Regions from separate parts of the Homo sapiens genome. Here region 1 is linked to region 2. Evidence: chromatin contacts called from ENCODE Hi-C data. All regions are on one chromosome and are shown on one strand. The core of a region is the stretch at or near the end of the contact, and the rest is flanking DNA. Distances in the headings are between cores, read along the strand shown.

Region 1 (5,565 bases), core at 2,042-4,541, 640 kb before region 2:
GTGGTGCTCAATGCTTGTTGAATGAATGAATAAGTAAGACTCTGCTAAGATCTCTGCCAATAATAACCACAGAGATAGTTATATTATTTTAATGGAAGTTTCTTTAAAACCAAGACAATTACAAGAGCCAAAGGATTGACAACTCTACTGATGGCATGTCTAGAAGAGACCCTTAGAGAAAGGAACCTTTCCAATCCTTTTTAGATGATACCAAGCAGGCAACCGCCTCCCCCAGACGCTTGCCCCAGTCTCCTATGGAAGGTTCGGGTAGCCTGGACTGCAGCTCTTCTAGGCAGCTTTCCAGTTGTATTCCCTGGCATAATTGTAACTTCAACACCTAGGTCTTAAGAAACATGTGTCCAGGCACAGTGGCTCATGCCTGTAATCCCAACCCTTTGGGAGGCCAAGGTAGGAGGATCGCTTAAGGCCAAGAATTTGAGACGAGCCCAGGGAACATAGTGAGACCCCATCTCTATAAAAAATTAGAGGCCAGGCACGGTGGCTCATGCCTGTAATCCCACCACTTTGAGAGGCCGAGGGGGGCAGGTCACCTGAGGTCAGGAGTTCCAGACCAGCGTGACCAACATGGAGAAACCCCATCTCTACTAAAAATACAAAATTAGCCTGGTGTGGTGGCGCATGCCTGTAATCCCAGCTACTTGGGAGGCTGAGGCAGGAGAATCACTTGAACCCAGGAGGTGGAGGTTGCAGCGAGCCGAGACCGTGCCACTGCACTCCAGCCTGAGTGACAGAGTGAGAGTCCATCAAAAAAAAAAAATTAGAAAATTAGCTGGTGGTTTGCGTCTGTAGTCCCAGCTACTTAGAAGGCTGAGGCAGCAGGATTGCTTGAAGTAATGCAGCAAGCTATGACTGTCCCACTGCACTACAGCCTGGGCAACAGAGTGATACACTGTCTCTAAAAAAGAAAGACAAAAAAGCAACATGGCCTGGGTTATCTGGGCAACACATTCCACACATCTTGGAGGACCCTCACCTCCTGATAATCAAAATGAGCATTTCCATGTTTCATATTTCTGAGTGCCTGTCAACAGCACACCATTTCACAGCAGAGCAGGGACTAGAGTGAGGCATAGGAGGCACTCAACATGGGTGCAAAATTCAATTTTTTTTTTTTAGATGGAGTCTCGCTCTGTCACCCAGGCTGGAGTGCAGTGGAGCGATCTCGGCTCACTGCAACCTCTGCCTCTCAGGTTCAAGCTGATTCTCCTGCCTCAGCCTCCCGACTAGCTGGGATTACAGGTGTGTGCCACCACAGCCAGCTGATTTTTGTATTTTTAGCAGAGACGGGTTTCACTGTGTTGGCCAGGCTGGTCTTGAACTCCTGACCTCAGGTGATCCACCCACCTCAGCCTCCCAAAGTGTTGGGATTACAGGTGTGAGCCACAATGCCGGGCCCATGGGTGCAAAATTTAAGGGGCCGCCAAAAAACTCAGTAAACAAGATAAATATTTTAGTGCAGTTCTTTTAAAATTTTTGATATTTTGTTCATCGTGGATAATTTTTTATTTTTATTTTTTAGTGGTTGCATTAAAATATTGTTTATCATGGTTGCTGAGTCTTTTGGCACCCATTGGACTTTGTACGCTGATCCGGTACCTCCTTCTTCTCAATCTAGTCTCAGTCTCTGAAGAGCAGAGTGCACTCATCTCAGCTCCGATCTCTAACCAGTGCTGGCTTGTGAGAACCGGCTTGAAGAAGATTGATAGGTTGATGGTTGGGCTGGAGCGTAGAGTGGCTGGAGGCCCCGTCTACCTCTTTCAGAAAGCCACGAAAACAGATAGGCAGGGGGCCAAGTCTATTGTTCCAAAGTTTCCACAGGCCTTGAACGGCCCTTGGGCTTTGCGGTCTGGTGATCAGAGCTGTAAAGGTTTCTAAACAATCAGAGGCCTTTGATATGGTTGCCAACACCCACATTTTCCATTCTGGGAACAATGCCATCAAGGGCCACAGCCTCAGTCCCCCACCTAAGTGAGGAAGTGTCTGCTGGTTGCTGGTAGGAGCAGGTCCTGTGAGGGCAAGGGTCAGAAGGACAGAGGAGTCTTCTTATCCTGGCTGCTCGCCTTTTCCCTCTGGTCACCTCACCCTTTTGCATGTTCAAAATCTATGCTCATCTTATCTAGCCCATTCCTCTTGGCTAAAGCCAGCACACATCCTGTTCCTCTCAATGGGAGAACTATCCGGGCAATTGCATTTAAAGGTTTTCTTGCATTGGTTCGGAATTTGCCCTGGCTCTGCCCTTATTTCCTGATCCCAGTGTAGTTTCTTTATTCAGGTGTGCAAAAGAGTGAGCTATTTTGTTATGGAGGCAGAGAGAAACAACCTCAGGTTCCTCTAATAATGCCTTTAGAACTCTCTTCTGAATAACTGGGGCGTTAAATTCATCGACAAAATCCCTTTGGGAGATACACCATCTGGGGACCCCCTCAAAGGTAGATATCTGGGCTAATTTGACTGCTATTTTGCAGGAATGCAGGTGGGCAAAAGATAGTTTCCACTAGGTCAGAATGTTTTTTCCACTTTCTGTTCTTTGTTATTTTGCTCACTTCCGGTGTGAAAGCACTGAATTTCAGAATTAGATGAAACTTATAGTAAAGGCCTGCCACAAGGTCTTTGTCAACCCCATATCCTGGTGACCAAACTAGATTTCATGACGTCAATCATTTCAAAAACACAGGCTCTTCCAACGGCGTCAGCAAGCAGAAATCCTGTTCACAAACACTGTTCTAAATCAGTCTTTATTTTATTTTATTTTTTTTGAGACAGAGTCTCACTCTGTCGCCCAGGCTGGAGTGCAGTGGCACTATCTTGGCTCACGGCAACCTCCACCTCCCGGGTTCAAGGAGTTCTCCTGCCTCAGCCTCCCGAGTAGCTGGGATCACAGGTGCCTGCCACTACACCCAGCTAATTTTTTGTATTTTTAGTAGAGACGGAGTTTCACCATGTTGCCCAGGCTGGTCTCAAACTCCTGACCTCAGGCGATCCGCCCGCCTCGGCGTCCCAAAGTGTTGGGATTACAGGCATGAGCCACTGCGCCCAGCCAAATCAGTCTCTTAATACTGAGTCTGAATCTCTTGAGATTTTAGCCCCTCAGTGCTGACCTGATGGAGATGTGCCTTTTTTTTTTTTTTCCGGGGAAGTATTCACTTCAACTCCCACAACCCCCGAGGAATGACTAGTGGGTTTCTTTCCCCTCCCCTCGGGTGGCCTTGTGAGGAAGCCAGGAAGTACTGTGAGCGGCAGGGCCTGGGAGAGCCCCTGTGGCCGACAGGAGGAGATCAGCCTTCATCGCACTCTCAGAAACGGAAGTGTGGGCGTGTGTTATGTTGCTGCAGCAACCAAAGGCAACCGAGCAGCAAACCTCAGATGACTGAGCCCAGCCCATTCAACGAGGGGGAGTTTCAGGTGGCCTGTGTTCCCCAGGGACTGGGCCTAGCTCAATCGGGAAAAGTCAGCATCCAAAAGTCCTCAATGACGCAGAGGAAGCCAGGAGAAAACAGTCAATGGCTAGTCATCACTGATTCGTGGTCACAGGCGTTAGAACAGGAAGGATCTGCACAGATCAGCCTCTCCCACCCCTCACTTTCCTGATAAAGGAACTAAAGTCCGGAAAGTACTTGCTCAGAGTCCTACTGCCAGTGGGTGTGAAAGCCAGAACCACCACCCTCATTGCCTTCTGTATACATAGCTTTAACAGTTTGCAAACACTCTTATATGCTTTAATTTCATCTGATCCTGGACTGAGAGCAAATATTTGTATTTCAACCAAAAGGCCAAATGCTCAGTTTCCTCATCTGAGAGGATAATAAGAGTACTTTTCTAATGGAATTCTTTTTTTCTTTTAATTTTTGGTAGAGACAGGGTCTCACTATGTTGCCCAGGATGGTCTTGAACTCCTGGCCTCAAGAGATCCTCCCAACTGCACCTCTCAAGTGCTAGGATTACAGGCATGAGCCATTGCTCCCTGTCCTCTAATGGAATTTTTGTTAGGATTAAATGAGTTAATAGTTTGGAGATTTGAGAGACTATAATAGAGGAAACCTCTCTTCCCTTCCCAAGTTCTGAGTAATTAAGAGCTGGGCAAGGAGAAATAAAAACAAATGGGATTGGCCAGGAGCAGTGGCTCTCTCCTGTAATCCCAGCACTTTAGGAGGCCAAGGCAAGCAGATCACTTGAGGTCAGGAATTCAAGACCAGCCTGGCCAACATGGAGAAACCCTGTCTCTACTGAAAATACAAAAATTATCTGGGTGTGGTAGTACACACCTGTAATCCCAGCTACTCGGAAGGCTGAGGCAGTAGAATCACTTGAACCCAGGAAGTGGAGGTTGCAGTGAGCCGAGATCACCCCACTGCATTCCAGCCTGGGTGACAGAACGAGACTTCATCTCAAAAAAAAAAAAAAAAAAAAAGCAAATGGGATCAAAACATCAACTTTATCACTGATACATTTTATATAGGAGTCCATGGTTTACATTTGTGGGTAAGTGAATGCCAGAATTAGGCAGGGTACCCACGCAGGCTGGGGCATGCCCCCCAGTTGGAAACTGTCCCTGTAAACAGTGGAGCCTGGGAGAGCAGAGCCCAAAGCATGCTCTGGAGGAGGATGGCTGCCAAGAGGACAGAGATGGGCTGAGCTATGCATCTCCAGTTCCTCCCCAGCGTCTCCATTGAGAAGTTGCTCCTCTTCCTGTACCACCCTCTTCACCACCACCACCACCCTCCTGGGCAGGAATGAGTCAAAGAGCAGGGAGACAGGTCAGAAATCTCATGCCAGAGAAGCTTCTTCCACATGGAAGGAAATGTAAGGGATGAGGAAGAATCTTTTTCCCTTCTAATAAATATACGTAAAGCACTTAGTACCTGGCACAATAGTAAATGCTCAATAGAAGTTAGTGATTACAGGCCGAGCGCAGTGGCTCATGCATGCCTGTAATGCCAGCACTTTGGGAGGCCGAGGTGGGAGGATCACCTGAGGTCAGAAGTTTGAGACCAGCCTGACCAACATGGCAAAAACCCATCTCTATTAAAAATACAAAAATTAGCTGGGCATGGTGGTGGCCACTGTAATCCCAGCTTCTCTGGAGGCTGAGGCAGGAGAATCACTTGAACCTGGGGGGTGGAGGTTGCAGTGAGCCAAGATTGTGCCACTGCACTCCAGCCTGGGCAACAGAGACTCCATCTCAAAAAAAAAAAAAAAAGAAAAAAGAAGTTAATGATTACTATTAATACTTGAGCTATAGCTTATTCATCATACCAGAGACTTCTGTACCTCTATTGATGTGACTTCTCTAATCATGTCTGCTCTTATTAGATGTGTGACCTCGGGAATTTTATTGACCCTCTCTAAGCCTCAGTGTTCTCCTCTATACAATGGCTACCATGATGGTACTTATAATTGGGAAGACTACATGATTTAGTGTAAAGGGCTTAGCCTGGATGCCTGGAACCTAGTGAATATTTAATAAATGGTGACTATTGTTTATTATAAAAGAACTTGGGAGTCCAGCACAAAATAAATGCAAAATTTGCAATCATGAAACATGAT
Region 2 (5,516 bases), core at 1,345-3,844:
AGTAGCTGGGACTAGAGGCACATGCCACCATGCCTGGCTAATTTTTGTATTTTTAGTAGAGATGGGGTTTCACCATGTTGGCCAGGCTGGTCTCTAGCTCTTGACCTCAAGTGATCCACCCGCCTTGGCCTCTCAAAGTGTTGGGAGGTGTGAGCCTCCGTGCACAGCCTCCACTCTATTAAAAAGTTTTGAATGTAGGAACTCACATTTTTATATACGTGTGTTCCCAAAATCTTTACCCCTCAAAGCACGCTCTCTCAGGAAGCCACTAAAGGATATGCTCCACCAGAAGAAAGCGGTAAAGCAAGAATGAGGGATTACTGGCTGTGCCATAAAACAGGCTCTGAACACTAGAAAGGCGAGGAGTCGTCTTAGGATCAGAGTGAGGGGAAGCCGTGAATAACCACTGTGTAGCTATCAGTCCAGACTGGAGCAGGAAGACACACAGCTGGGGGTACGGGGTTTGGGTGGTGGTGGTGGGGGTAATTACCCAATGAATGCAAATGTAATGAGAGGACAGCTGTACTGTGGCAAAAGAGGGTATGGATGAATTAGTGATGATCACACAAATTTAAGCCAAAAATGTAAATATATTATTAACCAGGGAAAACAACAAGGGAAATATAATCAGCATACTATAAGGATTATAGATACTTGCCTAACAATATTAAAAATTCTGAATACTGAGGATATCAAAATTGTGATCTAAATTTATCTGGAAGATGGGTGTGAGTGGGAACAGGTGTATGAGGTGTGTGTTTAAGAAAGGCGCATTTTCATCTTCCACAGCATAAAGCTAGTATCTAACCTAGAGGGAAAAACATTAAGCAGCAGCAATATAGGCCTGTTATTTAGAAATCTCAAGATAAATAGCAAAGAATATTGCTAAAAGAGTTGAAATTATTCTGTGCAGAAGCTGGGGATAGCAACAGGAATGCTGTTATTATAAGCTTTGGAGTACTTTTCAATTTTTAAACCCCATACATCCACTTCAATAAAAATGAAATTTAAAAATAAATGTTGACAAATATTTTATATAACGAATGTAACATAATATATCCCTTGTTATGATGAAGAAAATTAACATTTGTCTTTATTTTTAGTTTTTTTTTTGAGAAGGTGTTTTACTCTGTCACCTGGCTTGAGTAGCAATCTCCGCTCAATGCAACCTCCGCCTCCCAGGTTCACGTGATCCTCCCACATCAGCCTCTTGAGTAGCTGGGATTATAGGCACGCACCACCACGTGCAGCTAAGTTTTTTTATTTTTAATAGAGATGGGGTTTTGCCATGTTGCCCAGGCTGGTCTATGAACTCCTGAAGTCAAGTGATCTGCCCACCACAGCCTCCCAGAGCGTTGGTATTATAGGCGTGAGTCACCGCCCCCAAGGAGCTTCACGAATAGCTGGGATTACAGGCATGCGCTACCACACCCGGCTAATTTTTTGTATTTGTAGCAGACACGAGGTTTCACCATGTTGGCCAGGCTGGTCTCAAACTCCTGAACTCAAGTGATCCACCCGCTTCGGCCTCCCAAAGTACTGGGATTACAGGCCTGAGCCACTGCTCCTGGCCTATTTTTTATTTTTATTTTTATTTTTGAGATAGGATCTCGCTTTGTCGCCCAGGCTGCAGTGGCGCCATCTCGTGCCCGGCCTTTTTTTTTCTTTCTAATATTTGTTTTAATACTTTAAAACAACTAGCAAGAACTCTGTCTCCTATACATGATATTGGTTGGGTGTTTTTTGGCAAAATTGGAATGTTTGGTATTTCCACTTCCTTACACAGAAGCAAATGGACAATTTTGGCATTTCGGACGCTCCATATGGAGGTCGGCAAATTACAATTCTGCACCCTGGGGAGGACATAAAACCATTTTCACCTAAATATAACTTTTAAATGACACACCACTCCCAAATTACAAAACGATTCAAATTTTGTAGGGGGTTCAGATGTGTAAAAAAAGTCAGGAAAAGCGATCCCCTCTAGAACATCTTCTATCCTACCCTATCAATTGTTTAGTTGCCAGATTAAAAACTTTGGCCGTGCGCGGTGGCTCACGCCTACAATCCCAGCACTTTGAGGCGCCGAGGCGTGCAGATCACCTGAGGTCAGGAGTTCGAGACCAGCCTGACCAACATGACGAAACCCTGTCGCTACTAAAAATACAAAAATTAGCCATGCATGGTGGCGGGCGCCTGTAATCTCAGCCACTCAGGAGGCTGAGGCAGGAGAATCGCCCCTGAGAATCGCCACCAGGAGGTGGAGGTTGTAGTGAAATGAGATCACGCCATTGTACTGCAGCCTGAGGGACTTTTATTGAAGGCCGCAGAGTTAATCAACAGCAGAAGGGCTCACGTGGCTGGGAGGCAGTGGAAAGCGAATGTGTAAGAGGGGGGTTTCGTGTGGGAAGCGAACCCCACATGGAGGTATGGCTGTACCGGGGCATGGGGGCCCTTACCCGGCCGAAAGAAAAGGAGGGCGCTGGTGAGGTAGCTAACCACCTCCTTGATCTGATGCTTTTCCAAATACTCCGCGGCTTGGAGCTCCCTGCTGCTGGTCTCCATCGCTCCGCGTCCCGCTGTTGCTAGGCGACTGCCTGGCGTCTCAGCCGTGCGACTCTGTCTCCCTCTACCCGGCGCGGTCACGTGACACGCCTGACTGCCCTGTGGCTGCGACCCGGACCTGGAATTTCTAGAGCTCACGGTTCAGGGCAAGCCTGGGGCATGTAGCAGGGCAGAGAGGGCAGGTGAGGTGTGGACCAACGTCACTGTCCGCGATCCAGGCTTAGGGCTGGGCCCAGGTGCCTTTTTCCATCTCTCTCTAGCACCTAGCTCGGTACTTGTTGATCCAATGATTAACAAGGCTTGAAGTGCTGGCATCACAACTCAGCATGAACTAATAACAGAAGGAACTTGTGCAATTTTGAGGGTGCCCAGTGGAGAGTTCTTTTTATTATTATTATTTAAGACCTTTATTAACAGGTGCTTGCAGTTTGTTGACTTTTTTGAAAAAATCAAGTTGTAAACTTTTATTACAAATTAAAAATAAAGTGCTTAAAAATCTCATCTTGACCAGATATGAAACAATTTAAAAACCTTTAAAGGCGTATTGAGAAAAACAAGGCTTTTTAAAAAAAACACGTTTGTTATTACCAAAAAGAGACATATTTAGGTAAAAATAATAAAAACCCCATGCTGCATAGATAATGCAGATAGTTCTATTTATCTGGTCAACGGGCAAAAAGCAAGCACTTAAGGTCTTCAGCTCCAATCTTTTGTTCATTTCTTATTGCTGGAATTTCATATTTCTTCTTGTTGGATGACTAAACCGGATGATGGTAGAGATGGTAAGCCGGCATTTACTCAGCCCCGCCCTGCTCAGCCTCGGGAGCAGACGAATTCTCAGCTGGTGGATTGGCTGATTTTGTCTCTTTGCCATCTTGTGATTTAGGGTTTTCTGGGCATCTGCGTTGGTAATTGAAGTTGCTGCGGTACCGACGTTGAGGTGGCTGCTGACCCTGGGTCTCATCTCCTTGATTTTATCTTCTTCATTGCCGTACTCTCTAGGCTGTCTTTGGCAAGGAGGGCCCCTGCGGAATCGTGGTCTATATCCCCGATACATATTCTGCCTCACTGGTCTACCTTGTTCTCCTGCACCCTGGTTGTCAGCACCCTCCATCACTTCTCCCTGCACAGGAGGGCTGGAATACTGTGGTCGACACCCATAGGGTCTCCGCATGTAGTAAGGTGGGAACCTTTGCCTGCGGTAGGGCCGGCATTGTTGGGCCTGGCCTTCGGGAGCATTCTCCGATCCCTCGGTCTTTTCCCCACTCTCACTGTTCTGGTAATTTTGCTGGTAATTGCGTGGAGGACCCCTATGACGTGGATAGCGTCTATAATGGTTACGATCTGCTGCATATTTACCGCCTTGAACTCGAACACCACCAGGATCTGTAACATTTGCTGCCTCCGCACCCTCTTCTCCTTCAACAACATCAAACTCCACAGTCTCTTCATCTCCTACACTGCGAAGGTACTTCCTGGGGTTATTCTTTATGGCAGTCTGGTGTACAAATACATCTTCCTTGGTGTCATTCCTGTTGATGAAACCATATCCGTTCCTTACATTGAACCATTTTACTGTTCCCAAAACCTTCACTGCGATGACCTTCTTGTCCACGCTGGCAGGCGCCGCCGATGTGAGGCCGCCCGGACCACCGCTCCCTGCGCAGCTGCCCGTAGTGCCGGGCTTGGTGTCGGCGGCGCTGAGGGCGGGGGCGGCGGGGGGACGGGAGGGGGGCGGTGGGGGGAAAGGCGGGGGCGGCGGGTGGCTGCTGGGTCTCGGCCTTGCTGCTCATTGGTTGCGGTGATGGAGACTGGGGCCGGCTGCGGCAGCTGCGGCTCCTCCCGTGGTATGACGGTAACTAGGCCGGCAGCGGCGGGGCTGCTCAGGGTTCTCTGGGGTCCGCTCTCCGGGGTCCGCTCTCCGCTCCCGCTACCGATCGAACTCCCCAGTGGAGAGTTCTAAGTGGCATCTCTGGTGTGAGCGGCCTGCAGGCATGGCGCTGGCCACCAGTCAGGAAGGTCTTGGCCTGTTGGCTCGACTGGGTTGTGGGCCACAGAGCAGCCTGGATCCTGAGCTTCAACCCCTGTTTGCTGGAGCTGGTTTTATGAGATGGAGACCACCTGACATATTTATTTATTTATTTAGAGACGGATTTTCGCTCTTGTCGCCCAGGCTGGAGTACAATGGCGTGACCTTGGCTCACTGCAACCTCCACCTCCCAGGTTCAAGAGATTCTCCTGCCTCAGCCTCCCAAGTAGCTGGGATTACAGGCAGGCACCACTACACCCTAATTTTTTTTGTATTTTTTAGTAGAGATGGGGTTTCACCATCTTGGCCAGGCTGGTCTGGAACTCCTGTCTGTTGCAGGAAGTCAGGCACCCCAAACGGAGGGACCGGCTGAAGCCATGGCAGAATATAAATTGTGAAGATTTCATGGACATTTATCACTTCCCCAGTCAATACTCTTGTGATTTCCTATGCCTGTGTTTACTTTAATCTCTTAATCCCATTGTCTTTGTAAACTGAGGATGTATGTCGCCTCAGGATCCTGCGACGATTGTGTTAACTGCACAAATTGTTCGTAAGCATGTGTGTTTAAACAATATGAAATCTGGGCACCCTGAAAAAAGAACAGGATAACAGCAATGTTCAGGGAACAAGGGAGATAACCATTAGGTCTGGCTGCCTGAGAGCCAGGCAGAACAGAGCCATATTTCTCTTCTTTCAAAAGCAAATAGAAATATCACTGAATTCCTTTTCTCAGTAAGGAACAGACCTGAGAAAGAGAATGCCTTTCCAGGGGTTGGTCTCTAAAATGGCCTGTCTTTCTAAAATGGAATGTCTTTTACAGTTGCAGATAAGGGATGAAATAAGCCCCAGTCTCCTGTAGCACTCCGAGGCCTATTAGGATGAGGAAATTCCCACCTAGTAAATTTTTAGTCAGACGGCT

What was found. A loop is a pair of places that touch in the nucleus more often than their neighbours do. Pooled maps may share reads with other maps.
Region 1: a pooled map shows a loop between it and region 2 (6-fold over the local background). The contact joins the enhancer-like site here to the promoter of EFCAB10 in region 2. A Hi-C loop is called at or near these places in 5 of 37 single-sample maps with no recorded cell type and 6 of 50 pooled maps.

What each region holds. Positions count from the first base shown.
Region 1 is chr7:104,941,885-104,947,449 of GRCh38, forward strand. The region is part of intron 1 of LOC101927902 (a long non-coding RNA gene); the gene reads left to right. Among named protein-coding and RNA genes, the nearest start is that of LHFPL3-AS2, 18 kb to the left of the region's middle. RefSeq lists enhancers at 2,015-2,074, 2,715-2,764, 3,075-3,384, 3,178-3,472, 3,705-3,774. Within about 2 kb of position 3,292, at least 37 of the 41 ENCODE cell types and tissues checked have a DNase peak (open chromatin) inside an H3K27ac peak, as active enhancers do.
Region 2 is chr7:105,578,899-105,584,414 of GRCh38, forward strand. EFCAB10 (EF-hand calcium binding domain 10) reads right to left here and starts at 2,595. Exons shown (of 5, transcript NM_001355526.2): 1 at 2,460-2,595. The coding sequence starts at 2,565. It also overlaps the pseudogene YBX1P2. RefSeq lists enhancers at 1,987-2,499, 2,500-3,010.